3 separate regions of the Homo sapiens genome follow, and all the other regions are linked to region 1. Evidence: chromatin contacts called from ENCODE Hi-C or POLR2A ChIA-PET data. All regions are on one chromosome and are shown on one strand. The core of a region is the stretch at or near the end of the contact, and the rest is flanking DNA. Distances in the headings are between cores, read along the strand shown.

Region 1 (4,623 bases), core at 1,534-4,033:
TAGGGTTCTCACGTAGACCAGCAGTCCCTAGCTAGGTTCCGACCAGGGATACAGTTTCTCAATTTTTTCCCCCCTCGATCATCAAGTTTTTAAAAGTTCTGCCAACCATACAATCTGGAGTTATTTAGTAATTACATATGCAATTTATGTTCCTGCTTTTTATTTTCTTTTCATCACAGATAGATTTAACTAGCCATCCAGAATTGCCAAGGGCACATCATAATACTATGATATAAAATCTCATAAAACACTCTCCCAGCTGTGACCGTAAGTAATAAAGCTAAGGGTGCATACAGGCACCAACATGTTTTAATTGTGCTTGTTGCTCTGTACTCTGCCCAAGGTTCATCACAAACTGGATACCTTTGATCGAAGGACCGTGATTACTTGAAATGTGAGTCAGTGACTGGTCCATGAATCATGCATCCCATAAAATCATTTCATGTCATCAATAGCGACCCAGAGTATCTGCCCCTCTTGAGCTGAACAATGCCACATTGTTGTGTTAATAATCATTGTTGTGTTGCCTGATGAAACAGTACCTGAACATTTTAGTTAGGAGGTTGAGCTGTATTGTCGGAAAGGGCATGGTTTCAGTTAGGTTTTTGAATTATTTAGGCCTGCCAACAACTCCTACTCCTCCATCAGGGACCCATGGGGAATCCATAAACCCAAGTTAGGCCTCACTTCAAGTTTAGCTTTGTCAATATGCAGAGAAGAGCAGACCTGAGCCTCACAAATGAAATACAACTTGACCAAAACCACTCAGTGATTTGGTGGCAGGCCTCTGAAATCCTAACCTAATGTTGCTCTGTTGAACGATGCTGTCTTTTGTGAACTCTTTGGGCTGTGATGCAGGCCCTTTGGCTCTGGACATAATTCATCATTCTAGAAGAATGGAGAACAGTATTTCACAGGTGAATATGAAAGTACTACCTGCTTAGCATCCTGCCATTTAGGATATGAGTGACTGTTGGATTGCATGCTTGCATAATGACACCAACACTTTAGAGGTATGGGCACGTGTGTACATGTATGTGTGTGTGTGCATGAAAGAGCCACGTGTGTGTGCATGGGTGACATCAGAGGCAGAGATCCCAAGAGCTTTTTTGGAGCAGGGGACTAGTTATGTCTTTCCAAAGTGGCAGAGGGTGACAGTGTAATGCCTTTTGGACAGTAGCATATGGCTAAAGAAAGACATCTGGCCTATCCTGGATTTAAATCACCCTGTTTAGACTAGAGGACTCTGAGGTCCTGGGGATGTATGTGTGTGCATCAGGATCACGTCATCGTTCACACACATACATCCCCATCCCAGGCTTCCAAACAATCAATCCTTTTTAATAACCATGAGCACTGTAGATCTAGAAAGAGAACCTAGTCTATTAGTATTAGGGTAAGAAAACAAATGTAAACAATTCACCTTTTTCTGCTTCAAGGACCTGTATTGAATTAAAAAAAATAAAATTTACTGACTCTTGATGACAGAGAATTTAATATAACACCATGTGTGTTTTTAGAGCATTTGGTTGGCAGACTTTTGGTAAAACTTTTGTTAGCATAGTTCGTAGTTTTAAAAAAATCTACAAATAATTCTTCATAAAACTAAACAAAAATCAAAATTTTGTAATCAATGTGCGAAGGAACAGACAAGTCCACAGTCGGCTGATGGGACTATCAATTGCTTTTACGCTTTTAGAAAGGAATTTACCATAATTATCAAAAACCTTAGAAATACTCTTATTCTTATCTCAATAATTCCATTGATGAGACTCCTTTTCTAAGATACAACCTGAAATCTGAGCCAAGTTCTATGCACAAAGATGTTCATTGCATCATTACTTTTACAGAGTTAAATCACTGGAAACAATCTATGTGCCCAGATAACTGAAAATTAATTTTGGTGCTATACTCACTTATTGGAATATTATAAAGACATTGTAAGTATTTATGTAGAGAATGAAATAAGATTATACTGTAAGTAGGCACCCATGTTACATTAAAAGTTTGGAATAAAAACTGGACCCATGATATATTTTTATGCAATTATATTTTATATCCATGTATATTTGTGTGTATGCAGAAAAAATGATTTGAAGTGATATGATAAACTATTAAAGGTTGTACTTAAGCAATAAGGCTACGGTTAATTTTTTCTTTATACTTGCTCTGAAATTTCTATTTTTAAAAATAAGCATGGAAATATTCACATTATCCTTTTTAAATGTAGCCATTTATCTTCCCAAACATTTTCTTTCTCTTTCTTCCTTATGGTGGTAGAATTCTTGATCATCCTTCATTATGGAAATGTTCATGCTTATTGGGCTTGTATCTTTGGGCCCTATTCTACTCTACCCTTGAAGAAGCAAAAAGCATTACAGTAGATACAGTGTTTGCTGTAGTATTTATTTAACTGCAAATAATTTTATGAAGTCCATTTATATATTGCATCAGTTGAAGAAGACCTCAGGTATCATTTAGATAAGAACTGCTTTAACCAGGGGGATGAAAGAGATCATTGAATGGCCTGATGGGGTCCATGAACCTTCTGCAATGAAAAGCTAAATTTTTTTCTCTATAAGTATGTGCATATATTTTTTCTTTTTCTGGGGAGATAAAGGTTTATTATACCTTTCATCAAATTTTCAAAGTAGTGTGAGGTCCATTAAATGTTAAAAACAGTTGGTTTACAGATGAGGTCCCAAAGGGTCATGCCATTCTCCTAGATTCCTGCAGTCATCTGAAGGCTAAACTAACCCTGAGCCCAGCTCTCCTGACTCATAGTTGCTTCATAGATAAGAAACTTTTGGCAACAAATTGCTTAGAGAGGCATTGTATGCCTCCCTCTGAAGCTAGCCAACAGAGAAGGCTTTTTGTTTCAAAGACTTTGGCATTCCCTAGGATTCTGGAAAGAGGACATACATTTCATTATGGACAGAAAATCAAAGAAAATCTATAGGCTAAGTAAAAAGAGTAATGAATCCATTCTAGTGGGTGGTTTGAAAGTATCCCTACTGAGTCTCCCCCAGGACTTTGAACCTGGCTGTTCAAAGTGCTCAATCGGATGCAGTGATTGCTCTCAGGCTTGTCAAAGGGGAGAGGAAGAGGAGATGAGAACAGTGCAGAGAAGCCCTCTATCTGGGGGAGCAGTTGTTTTATTTAATTGAGACCAACCAACTTTTGGTTTGAGGGCTCTGAATTTAAAATCAAATGTAGTTAGAAAAGTAGCATGAAATTGCTCATTTTTCTTCTGTAACTTTTTTATTGTTAGAAAATAAACATAGTCAAGTTAAATAGTAGTATCTCTTTTATTACCTCTCTCCCTCTTTCTCCTTCCTTTTTTCTTTTCCTTTTTCCTCCCTCCTTCCCTTTTCCTTCCTCCCTTTCTTTCACCTTCTCTGCCCCCTCCTTTCATTCCTTCCTTCCGTATTCTTTTTAGTTATTTTAGTTCAGAGCTAATTCTGTATTTTTTTTAAGGCAGAGAGACACGGCGGTGGGGAAGACACCTAGACTTCGGGATTTCCAGGACTGGCCCTATCTCCTGCTGGGTGTGAGGACTCTGGCCAAGTTTGCCACCTCTCCGGGGTTTCATTTTTCTCTTAGGGCTTTGTGAGTACAAAATGAGACAATGAGTCTTTCCTTTCTGTGAAAACTATAAAATGCCATATGAATTTGAGCAGAGGGAGGTAGCACATAAAAGATTCTAGTCCACAAGACAGTGTTCAAGCAAGCACTGAGCGCAGGCACAAGCACAGCTTGCCCTGATGGGCTTTTGTTATGAAGAAATGGTCTTGAATCTCAGCCTAAACAAACAATGGGGAAGCGTCTTGGCAAAAGATAAGGAGCAAGAATGTGTTTTTGCACTAGACCTTCTTGTTCTTTAGATGATATCAACTTCTAGCAGAATGCCAACTAAAGTTGCAAAGAAAACAAACAGTTCTGCACATTTCCTGCCATCTAAGGCTGACCCCCCATCTCCCAATTCTTTTTTGCCTGTTTGTGATTGGAGGGCCTACTGTCCTCTCAGACTGACCAAAGGGTTATGATTTGCGGTCATCGTCATCGTGAGCAGCACCCAACTACTACTCGAGATACCCAGGCCTAGCTTACAGGAAGCAGGGGACGGAGTCCTGTATTCAGGCACCTTGGATGTGTGGGTTCCCCCAGCAGCTGAGCATCACCCCAGCCTGCTCCTTCCAGGTGACACTAAGGAAGTGCAACCCCTCCCAGAAGAGCATGAGCCTGGTGAAGTCCTCAGTGGAACCAGAACTGTTCTTCTCGTCAAGCAGTTATCTATGTTATCTTTCTTGGCACGATTGTCTTATGGATTAGGGAGATTAGGGGTAATAAATGTCTCGTTTGAGTGACAAGCTGGAAATGTGACTTTTTGATTTTAACATTCTCATAAAACCAACAAATGAAAAAGAAAGCAAGGAAAGACATTCACGTCTACTATATAGATAAGAGCATAGGTCAAACACAAAGACAAGAACAAAATTCCTTAGAGTCCAGTGGGAGTGAGGTGAGGCCACTTGTGTTGTTGGACAGTCTTCATCAGTCATGGTGACCCCACTATCCTCGTAGGGAACTTTGTCTTTGGGCACTGAAGGGAGTCAATACCCT
Region 2 (4,064 bases), core at 1,392-3,891, 440 kb before region 1:
CTGTGTTCTAAGTTTTCTAGCACTTCTAGGTATGTGAAGTTGGGGAAAGCAGTTTCCCCAGAAGGCCCGATCCACTCAGCTGCTGAGAGTGAAAACCAACTTTCCAGATGGGGCTCCAGGGCCCTCCAGAGACGCTTTACCCCCCGAGGGGCCATGGAGAGCCTGCGGGCAAATTCTTCACAGGAGAACACCAGGCCTGGAGCAGCGGGTAACTCAAAGCCACATCACCTGCACGAATCTGGTCTCCAGTTTCCTGTCCAGAGCTCTCGTCTCAGCTGCGCTGGCTCCTGGGCCTTGGGCAGCTGCTCAGCAAGCCTGGGGGTGCTCCAGCCCAGAGTCATCCCAGAGGTCAGATCCCTAACTCCGCAGGCCCATTTGCATCCCCCCTTCTGCTGTTACCCACCATGAGGGAGCCGTCATGCACTGAGGGCCTGTTCCCGTCGGGGTTAGCCGATGGGGTCCACCTCCTATCTGTGTCAACATGGCCCACGGTCCCTTGTCCATGTCAGTCCATAGGGTCCACATTCCCTGTGTCAAAGGGCCTCACAGGGCAGTTCCCGAGAGAGCTGCAGGAAGGAGCCGGCTGCAGTGAAGGCAGTGGTGGGAGGGCCTGAGGCAAAGCACTTCTAGACCCCCTGTTGGGCGGGGGGTGGACAGGGGTGTATGCACCACTACTCCTTCCAGATGAGGCCACACAACCTTGACCATGACATAACCACAGCTCGAATCCTAGACCTCTGACCAGCACATCGAGTTCTCTCGCTGCCGAACTCCGCTTCCTTGGCCAGCACAGCCTCGCCTTGCCGCTGACTTCGCACTGGCTCCTCCAAGCCAGCCTGAGCTTCCTTGAAGTGCAGTGGGCCAGGGAGATGGCTGGGCCTGGCTGACCCCTGGGTCCTTCTGACGAATGAGTTAAGAACTAAGAGAAAAGAGCTCACCCCAAATGCCCGAATCACCCAAGCCCAGATGAGTGGGTGGGACAGTGGACGCTGATGGCTCTTGCTACAAAATGGAGGAAACTAATCAGCCACTGTTCAATTCCAACCTGTCACAAGTGCCCATTTCAGTGGCTCCCTGAGGTCAAAACATGGACATTCCTACTCCAGTTCCAGGTCCCAGAAGCGAGGACATTCCTGCTCGCGCAAACCCCAGGACCCCAAATCCAAGTCTGTGGTTCACCTCTGCCGACGCCTCCCACAGGCTCTGGCAGGGTGGTGTCATGTGTCCCTCCCTGGCCCCAGAACCCAGCAGGGGCAAGGGAGGGGCCCGGCACAGTCCAGGGACACAGATGCCCCTCGAGTAGCTCATCCCCATCACCTTTTCCTGCACCTCGAGCCAAGGAGTCCAAATGCAGACACTGATGTCTGCTCCTGAAATAGCCCCTTCAAAGAGAGAAGCCGCGAAAAGCCCATTAACCAAAAAAAGCGAGGGCTAAAAATAGCCCTTTCCACACGGAGGCCCGGCCAGTGAACAAAGAGGGAGAGGGATTGGGGAACCTCCCGGGGAGTTCAGGGGCAGCAGCTTCCTGAGGCTGCCCTCACCGGCCCCCTGCCTCTGCCCCACCCCAGCCAACCAGCGGGGCTGCAGCAGTCTCAGTCCAGCCTCATCCCTGGTGGACAACTGACGGTGTCCGGTCCACACTCCTGCCTGTCCTCCCTTGCAGCCAACACATAGCCAAGACTGACCTGTATCAACGAGCCCCCCTCCCCACAGTCCTCACTCCCTCCCACCAATATGCTCCCTCTCACCACCGAGGAAACCGAGGCTTGAAGCACTGAGGTCATAATTAAGTACCACACCCATGTCAACATCACAGAGCGACAGAGCGCTGCAGGCCCCAGCTGGCCTGTCTCCAGCACACACATGCTCACTACCTACCTAGTCAGCTCAGGAACCCTCTGGGAGCCCACCCCATTCCCCCCAGCCTCAGCTGACCCTGTACACAAGAGGACCACAAGCCCACCCTTAGGCTGTTCACATGCCTATGAGCTGGTAGAAGGGGACAGGCTCTCGGTCCCCTGTGCCCAGTCCCACCCCACACAAGCCCAGCACGGGCCTCCACGACCCTTGGTCAATGGGTGTTCCCAAAACACCTTTACACCGTGACCTGCGAGGCTGGCTCTGGACCATCCTTCAGCCCACCCATCCCCCGCAGCAAACTTCCCTGCAAAGTGCCCTGGGGCAGCCCTGCAGCCCGGTCCACTTAGTTGGGCTGAGGGGCACGAAGGAGCTACCCACCCAACTGCCTCTCCCGTCACCCGGGACGGGTCAGCTCAGTCACCATGTTCCCTGGAGAACAAGGACCATATGAAGGGACAAGAGGCTCATCCTAACTAACCGTCCTTGGGGCACCTACTGGCCATGTGACCTGGGCCAGGTCACCCTCCCTGCTGTCAGCCCCCAGTTTTCAGGAGTCAGCCATCAGCCCAGTGAAGAGCAAGGCCAGTCGACAGGAGGGGTGGCGCGTGCTGAAGACAAGGGAGGCGGTCCTGCATGCCCATCACAGGGGCATGGCCCAGGCAGCCACCATACATGCCAGAAGGGCTGAAACATCTGCTCTCTGCCCTGTCTTGAGTGAGGAAATATGAAAAAGAAAAACCACCAGAAACCTTGCCTGTTTTGAGCTCAAATTTTCCTTATCTATCAGGAAGGCAGCACTTCCGGTAACAGCCACAGCTGAGGTTTCCAGCCCTGCTTGGCTCCAGCCTCAAGTGGGAGAACTATGTGAGGTATGAGGTCCCCGCAGGGCAGAGGCAATGGAACAGAGGGAGCAGTGGCACCCCAGTGAGGGAAGCCAGAAGTCTTCCGTGCTGAACATTTTTCCACCTACAATCACAGCTTGTTAGATCTGGCAGTGAGTTCTCAGTTCTGCATCATAAGGCTGAGCCCCCAGGACGACATGCTGCTCTAAGTAACCATTTCATTAGACACAAACTATCCAGTGCACCACCAACTCCTGGGACCTAGGACATGCACACAGCTGTGAGCCACACTCCAGAGGGGGCGTGTGGTCATCCTAGACCACCAAACCAACTGCTCACCCGACCGGAGGAAGCGGATGGCCAGAGAGGCAAAGAACCTGGCCCAAGTAATGCGCATGGCGAAGGCAGACAACAGAGAGAAACTCAGTGGGGCCTTTAAACCCATCCAGGAGTACCTATCCCAGGAGCCTGCCTGGCATGAAGACATCCCCATGGGTGAGATGGGGGAAGGCAGGGAGATGGTCTCGCCACCCTCCCTTTTTCAGGCCACGGTCAGACCCTCTGAGGGGAACCTACCCCTGGGTTCGCAAAATGCCAGTGCTGGAGACCCGAGACCACGGTGCCCAGGGTCTCCTTTCAGAACCGTTCTCCTGTAACCCCGGAAGTTACTTCCGCAGGTCACCTACCGCGTCTTCAATGTCACTGGGTAGGAATGAGCCGGCACCCAGGCTTATTCCAGGCCAAATGTTCCTCCACTCCCATCTTCCTGGAGCCTCATTCAGGCAAATGAAGACCAAAGCTGGGCTACGGTCCCTCAGGACGAGGGGCACACAGGGAATGCTGCTTGCATTTCAGCTCAGGCACAGCATCATGGAGTTCTGCTTCAGCTTGTACTGAAACGCCTTCAGAACATGCCTTGTTCCTTTTCAAGGCAGCAGCTCCAACACGACCCAGCTGGTCCCTCCGCAGTCATACGCCAGTCCCTCTCCCACCTGGGTAACTAGGGAAGCACCTGCCACCCCAGCGCTGCACCCCCAAGCTCAGGGCAGCTTCCTGGTCCCGGCCACAGGGGGCCTCTGCAGGGAGTGGGTGCAGAAGGCGCAGATGAAGACAGGCCCGAGTTGCCACCACAGCTGCTCATTCTCAGGAGGCGAGGGGCGGCAGGCAAGGCCACCAAGGCCTGAGCGCTGGTGCGGAGGCAAAGGCAGCCCAGACTCAGCCGTCATGTGCTGCAGAATGAAAGATCTGGGGAAAAAAGACCACTGCTATGTGGATTTCACAGCAAGTGGAACTTAATTCCCTCTAAAATAAAAAATGCCCACATATGGTTTTAAAATCTTTTACTATAACAGGCTCAATTAA
Region 3 (4,451 bases), core at 1,711-4,210, 510 kb before region 1:
TCTCAAAGATGATAGATAGATAGATAGATAGATAGATAGATAGATAGATAGATAACAACAACAACAAAACAAATCAAGAAAATGTCCAAGTTTCCATGCATAAGGCCCCTCCTGGTTCTTTCCCCGGCATTAGGGGCCAGAGGATCGCCCCCCACCCCACCCCGGGACTTCCGAAGCCCCCTCTCATCTAGTCTCCCAACGTTCTCCCAGGACACCCGCCCTCCAGCCGCAAGAACTGTCATCCCCCGCCCCTGTCCCCGTGTCATCATTGTCTGTCTCTGTGCCTCCCCTCTCCCCCGAGTGGGGGCTAATCTCTGTCCCCGCGGTGTCCCGCGCCGCGAGCGCAACAGGAGGGGGCGCTGGAGCCCAGGGCCCTTGCGCACCCGAAGGTTTCCGCAGGGCCGCAGCGCCCTCTGCCGGGCCTTGGCGCGCACTCACCGGGGTGGGGGCATTCACCACCGACAGGTTGTAGCCGTAGAGGAAGGAGGAGCCGAAGGCGCCCGCGAGGGAGGCCACGAGGAGCGAGCAGGACCAGTCCTGAGGGGAGAGGAAACCACGTCAGAGCCGGCACCGGGCGCGCAGCCAGGGCCGAGGGAAGACCTGGAACGTTCCCTCAGCTGGGGGAGGCCTTCCGGAGGAGAAGTCTTTGTCCTTGGCTGGGGTAGAGACAGAGAGAAGAGACGCAAGTTGGGGACCTGCAAGTAGGGTTCCAGTCCAGGTCCGCGTGCGCAGGCCGGGCGCCCTCAGGTTTAGCGGCCACGCCCTTGCGTTCCTTCCGGGTTGCGTGAGGATTCCTGAAACGCAGTTTTCAGCAGCTGCTCTGGGCAGCTCCACACGATCCTTTCAGCGAAGTTGGCGAGTGTCCGACCCAGACAGAAAAAAGCAAAGCCAGACTCCAAGCGCTATCAGCCAGGCGTGATTCTAAGCACTTTTCTGCGCATTGTCTCTGAGTCCTTAGATCAGTGCTGTTATGTCCTGTATTACAGGTGAGGAAAGAGGGGCAGGGAGCGTGGCTGGTGCTGTCTAGGATGGGGACTGAAGTCCAGGTGGCCTGGCTGCAGTGCCCCTCTAGTCACCACTGCACTGTCCCCTGCTGACCCGTCACCTGAGTGCCGTTGTCCAAGGGCCTGAGACTGCCGACAGCCAGACAGATGTGCACACACGCTTACATGCACATACTGTTCCAGTCTGAGGCGTCAAACTACAGGGGCTGGTCCAAGCCTCAGGACAAGGACCTGCAGACGTAGAGATGCAAGGTTTGGCACAGAGAACAGGGCGCCTGCCTTGGTGTTGTCCTGCCCTGCAGCCCCATCTAAGGACAGCCACCACCAGTACAGGGCCATAGGGCAGAAACACCTGGATCCCTGGCAAAGGCTGACAAGCTGGCATGAGCCAGGGCAGGAGGGATGGCTGTCCTCAGCTGGTCAGGGAATACAGGCCAAGTGGACAGGGGCCAGGTGCTCCGGAAGGCACCTTCTTTGCCATCATTTGACATATTTGTGAGTGTGTGTGTGTGTGTGTGTGTGTGTGTGTGTGTTGTAGGCGCCAGGCCCTGACAAAGCTGTGGGGGTGCAACAGTGAAGAAGACATATGGATCCATGGTTCAGGGACCCATATCAGTCAAATCCCGTCTGGAAGGGAATGCGGGTCTCTTGATGGCCACTTACCTGCTCTGCCAGTCTCGTTTGTCTCCTCTAGTGCCACCAGCCACGAGATAGAGCTTTGGGGCTTTGAGCCAAGTGATATCAGCTTTACCTCCAGGGCCAGTCCCCTCAGCTGTAGGAGTCTGAGCAAGTGACTTGACTTTTCTGGGGCTCAGCTTGCCCACCTGTGAAATGGGATCTTAATAGCAGCACTGGCCACATATGTTGTTGAGGAGCCTGCTGCAGAGGAGGTGCTCCGTAGAGGCTGCTGATCACATGCGGGGGCAAGAGGGAACATTTATAAGCCTTGGGGATGGGTGCTGCCAATTGAAATGTAGTACCAGAATATTTTTCTGCAGTGAGAGGAGCTTGAGCTGAATGGGGATCCCTGATGGAACAGAATCACATTTCAGATGAAACGCCTGTTCTCTATCACTCTTTCTCTTTAAACCTATCCTCTGAGTCTCGGCACAGATACCACTTCTTCTGAGCCCCTGGGCTGTGCTGGGCATCGTTTCTGTGCTCTGTGCCTTCTTTGCTCCCAGCCCCGATGACCTTAGAGGACACAAACTCCTCCCTGGTCTGCACCCCATCAGATTGGGAGCACCTGGTGTGAAGTGCCCCTGCCAGAGGCTGGTGAAGGGCAGGTGGGGGCCATCTTCTCCTGCCTCAGCTGTGCTCCCCGGAGCCCCCTGCCTGTGTGGCCCGCCTGTGCCCTCCACCCGCTCCCCACTCACTGCACGGGCAGAGGGTGCCCACTGACCGACGGTGCTGCTGCCCGTGCCATGCCCTGGGGAGGGTGAGAAGAGGGACACCACCATGCAAGTGCGGGGCAGGGCAGCCTGCCACCATAGCCTCATTCCATGTACACACCCAGTCTACCAGAGACGCTGTTGGCCCAGTCAGCTGGGGCTTGGAGAGAGCATGCCAAAGTCACACAGATGGAGAAGTGCAACTCAAACTGAGGCCTCCCTGCCTCAAAGCCCCAGATCCCCCAGCTACACGCTGCCAGGCTGGGGCTGAGCACTGTCACACGGCTGCCACCCAGGCCTGCCTTCCCCACAGCCCGCCAGCCATGCAGAAAAGCTGTCCGTAGTTACCTTTCTTCTCCTTCCACCTGGCACCCCACTCCTCAGGTGGTCACACTCCAGCAGTGCCCTCCCTGGCCCTGGAGGCCCGGCGTGGCTGGTGTCATCTGTGAGGGGAACTAGGCCCAGTTCCTTGGAATTCCTATTTTGTTTCCTTGCCATGGGTCTCAGTGACCCAGCTGATGGCTCAGTCCAGGGACCCCAGACTCTGCCAAGGCATTTCCGTGAGTGAGGAGGCAGAGTCCACTGGAAGGAGGGCGGGAGTTCCTGACAGGAAGTGTGGCAATTTGATCATGCCTGAACAGGCAACGGGGCAACATTTTTTTCTCTGCTCCTAAGTTATTACAGCAATGAAACAGTCCAAAAAGGGAAATCTGTCCTCTCCAGGATTGCCACCCAGGGGGTGGAATTTTTTTTTTTTTTCTTAGCATCTTTTTATTTTTCTCTGGTAACAAAGCCTGGAGCAGGGTGACTGCCATTAACCTAGGATACCTCCCTAATGCTTGGAACAGAATGGAGAGGTGGCTGACTTTGACTCAGAAGCCTGCATACAGCTCTGCCCCTGACTCTTCCACTTTTTTTTTTTTTTTTTGACCGAATCTTGCTCTGTTGCCCGGGCTGGAGTGCACTGATGCAATCTCTGCTCACTGCAACCTCCGCACCTGGGTTCAAGCAATTCTCCTGCCTCAGCCTCCCAAGTAGCTGGAACTATAGGCGTGTGCCACCACGCCTGGCTGATTTTTGTATTTTTAGTAGAGACTGTGTTTCACCATGTTGGCCAGGCTGGTCTTGACCTCCTTACCTCAGGTGATCTGCCCACCTCAGCCTCCCAAAGTGCTGGAATTAGAGGCGTAAGCCACCATGTCTGGCCAACTCCTCCACTTTTTAACTGTGTGTCCTCAGGCAAGTCACTTTATTCTCTGAGCTGCAACTTCTACCACTGCAAAATGGAATATTGACCCCACTCTGACTGTCCTGCAGACTTATTCTGAAGCTCAAATAGAAAACAGCCAGCCCCAAGTGGCGTGCTGTAAATGAGTGTGGGCTCTCCTGTAGCCTAGAACAAAGGCGAGGGCTGTGGGTTTGGAAGAAAAAGAATTTGCCTCTTAGTCGTTACTCTGTCCTGCTCATTCAGCACTGGCTGAGGGGACATGTCCTGTATTCCAGCCCCAGGCTGGCTCAAGGACAGTACTGAGAAGGCAAGGGCCTCATGCACACCAGGAGGTTGTGGGAATCAGTTCATCACATGGCCATGTTGCCTCAGACGCCAGAGAAGCACCTTCAATTTTGGCTAGAACAGTTTGCTCCCAGAAGCAGAGAGCAGTGCAGAGTCTGGGCCAGAGCCAGGGACAGGCTTGGTGAATGCAGAACGTCCAGGAGGCAAGGTAGGGCTCAGTCCACAAAAGAGAGATCGAAAAGTTAGCAAAGTACGTTTAGTAAAAAGCACACAATAAAATAAAAGGTGTGGAGTACGGCAGACATTCCAGGAACCTGGAATGTGAAACGCACGTGGAAACGTCCGGCCCTGACATGCACGGTGGTGGGAATGTGGCTGCTCAAAGCAAGTGGGGAATCAAGACTTCCAAAGAGGAAAACCACCCTCAGGAGTTAGGTTGGGGATGTATTGAGCACGCCAGTCATTCAGTGCAATCGTCCTTCTGTGTGTTAATCAGTCAGGCATGCCCCGGGAGAAGTGGCTGTTTCTTGAACTGGATTTCAG

The links. A loop is a pair of places that touch in the nucleus more often than their neighbours do. ChIA-PET counts read pairs that join two places held with the same protein, here RNA polymerase II (POLR2A). Pooled maps may share reads with other maps.
Region 2: a loop to region 1 is called in a map of endothelial cell of umbilical vein, with 11 times the contacts of the local background. The contact joins two enhancer-like sites. A Hi-C loop is called at or near these places in 4 of 168 maps with a recorded cell type or tissue (CD8-positive, alpha-beta T cell, endothelial cell of umbilical vein and naive thymus-derived CD4-positive, alpha-beta T cell) and 7 of 50 pooled maps. POLR2A ChIA-PET finds 5 or more read pairs at or near these places in 2 of 52 experiments (activated CD4-positive, alpha-beta T cell and activated T-cell).
Region 3: a map of endothelial cell of umbilical vein shows a loop between it and region 1 (5-fold over the local background). The contact joins the promoter of SLC2A9 here to the enhancer-like site in region 1. A Hi-C loop is called at or near these places in 13 of 168 maps with a recorded cell type or tissue (B cell, CD4-positive, alpha-beta T cell, CD4-positive, alpha-beta memory T cell and 7 more), 16 of 37 single-sample maps with no recorded cell type and 23 of 50 pooled maps.

Annotation. Positions count from the first base shown.
Region 1 is chr4:10,526,653-10,531,275 of GRCh38, forward strand. CLNK (cytokine dependent hematopoietic cell linker) reads right to left here. Exons shown (of 19, transcript NM_052964.4): 13 at 1,424-1,442. It overlaps LOC105374482 (a long non-coding RNA gene), which reads left to right. Exons shown (of 3, transcript XR_925387.4): 3 at 3,478-3,533. Among named protein-coding and RNA genes, the nearest start is that of ZNF518B, 72 kb to the left of the region's middle. Within about 2 kb of position 2,784, at least 4 of the 41 ENCODE cell types and tissues checked have a DNase peak (open chromatin) inside an H3K27ac peak, as active enhancers do; they include HCT116 and endothelial cell of umbilical vein, where a contact is called at or near this core.
Region 2 is chr4:10,091,295-10,095,358 of GRCh38, forward strand. The region is part of intron 5 of WDR1 (WD repeat domain 1); the gene reads right to left. Among named protein-coding and RNA genes, the nearest start is that of MIR3138, 15 kb to the left of the region's middle. RefSeq lists enhancers at 1-671, 2,986-3,756. Within about 2 kb of position 2,642, at least 22 of the 41 ENCODE cell types and tissues checked have a DNase peak (open chromatin) inside an H3K27ac peak, as active enhancers do; they include endothelial cell of umbilical vein, where a contact is called at or near this core.
Region 3 is chr4:10,018,537-10,022,987 of GRCh38, forward strand. SLC2A9 (solute carrier family 2 member 9) reads right to left here and starts at 2,961. Exons shown (of 12, transcript NM_020041.3): 1 at 2,744-2,961; 2 at 439-537. The coding sequence starts at 2,893. RefSeq lists a silencer at 270-429 and an enhancer at 2,443-2,942.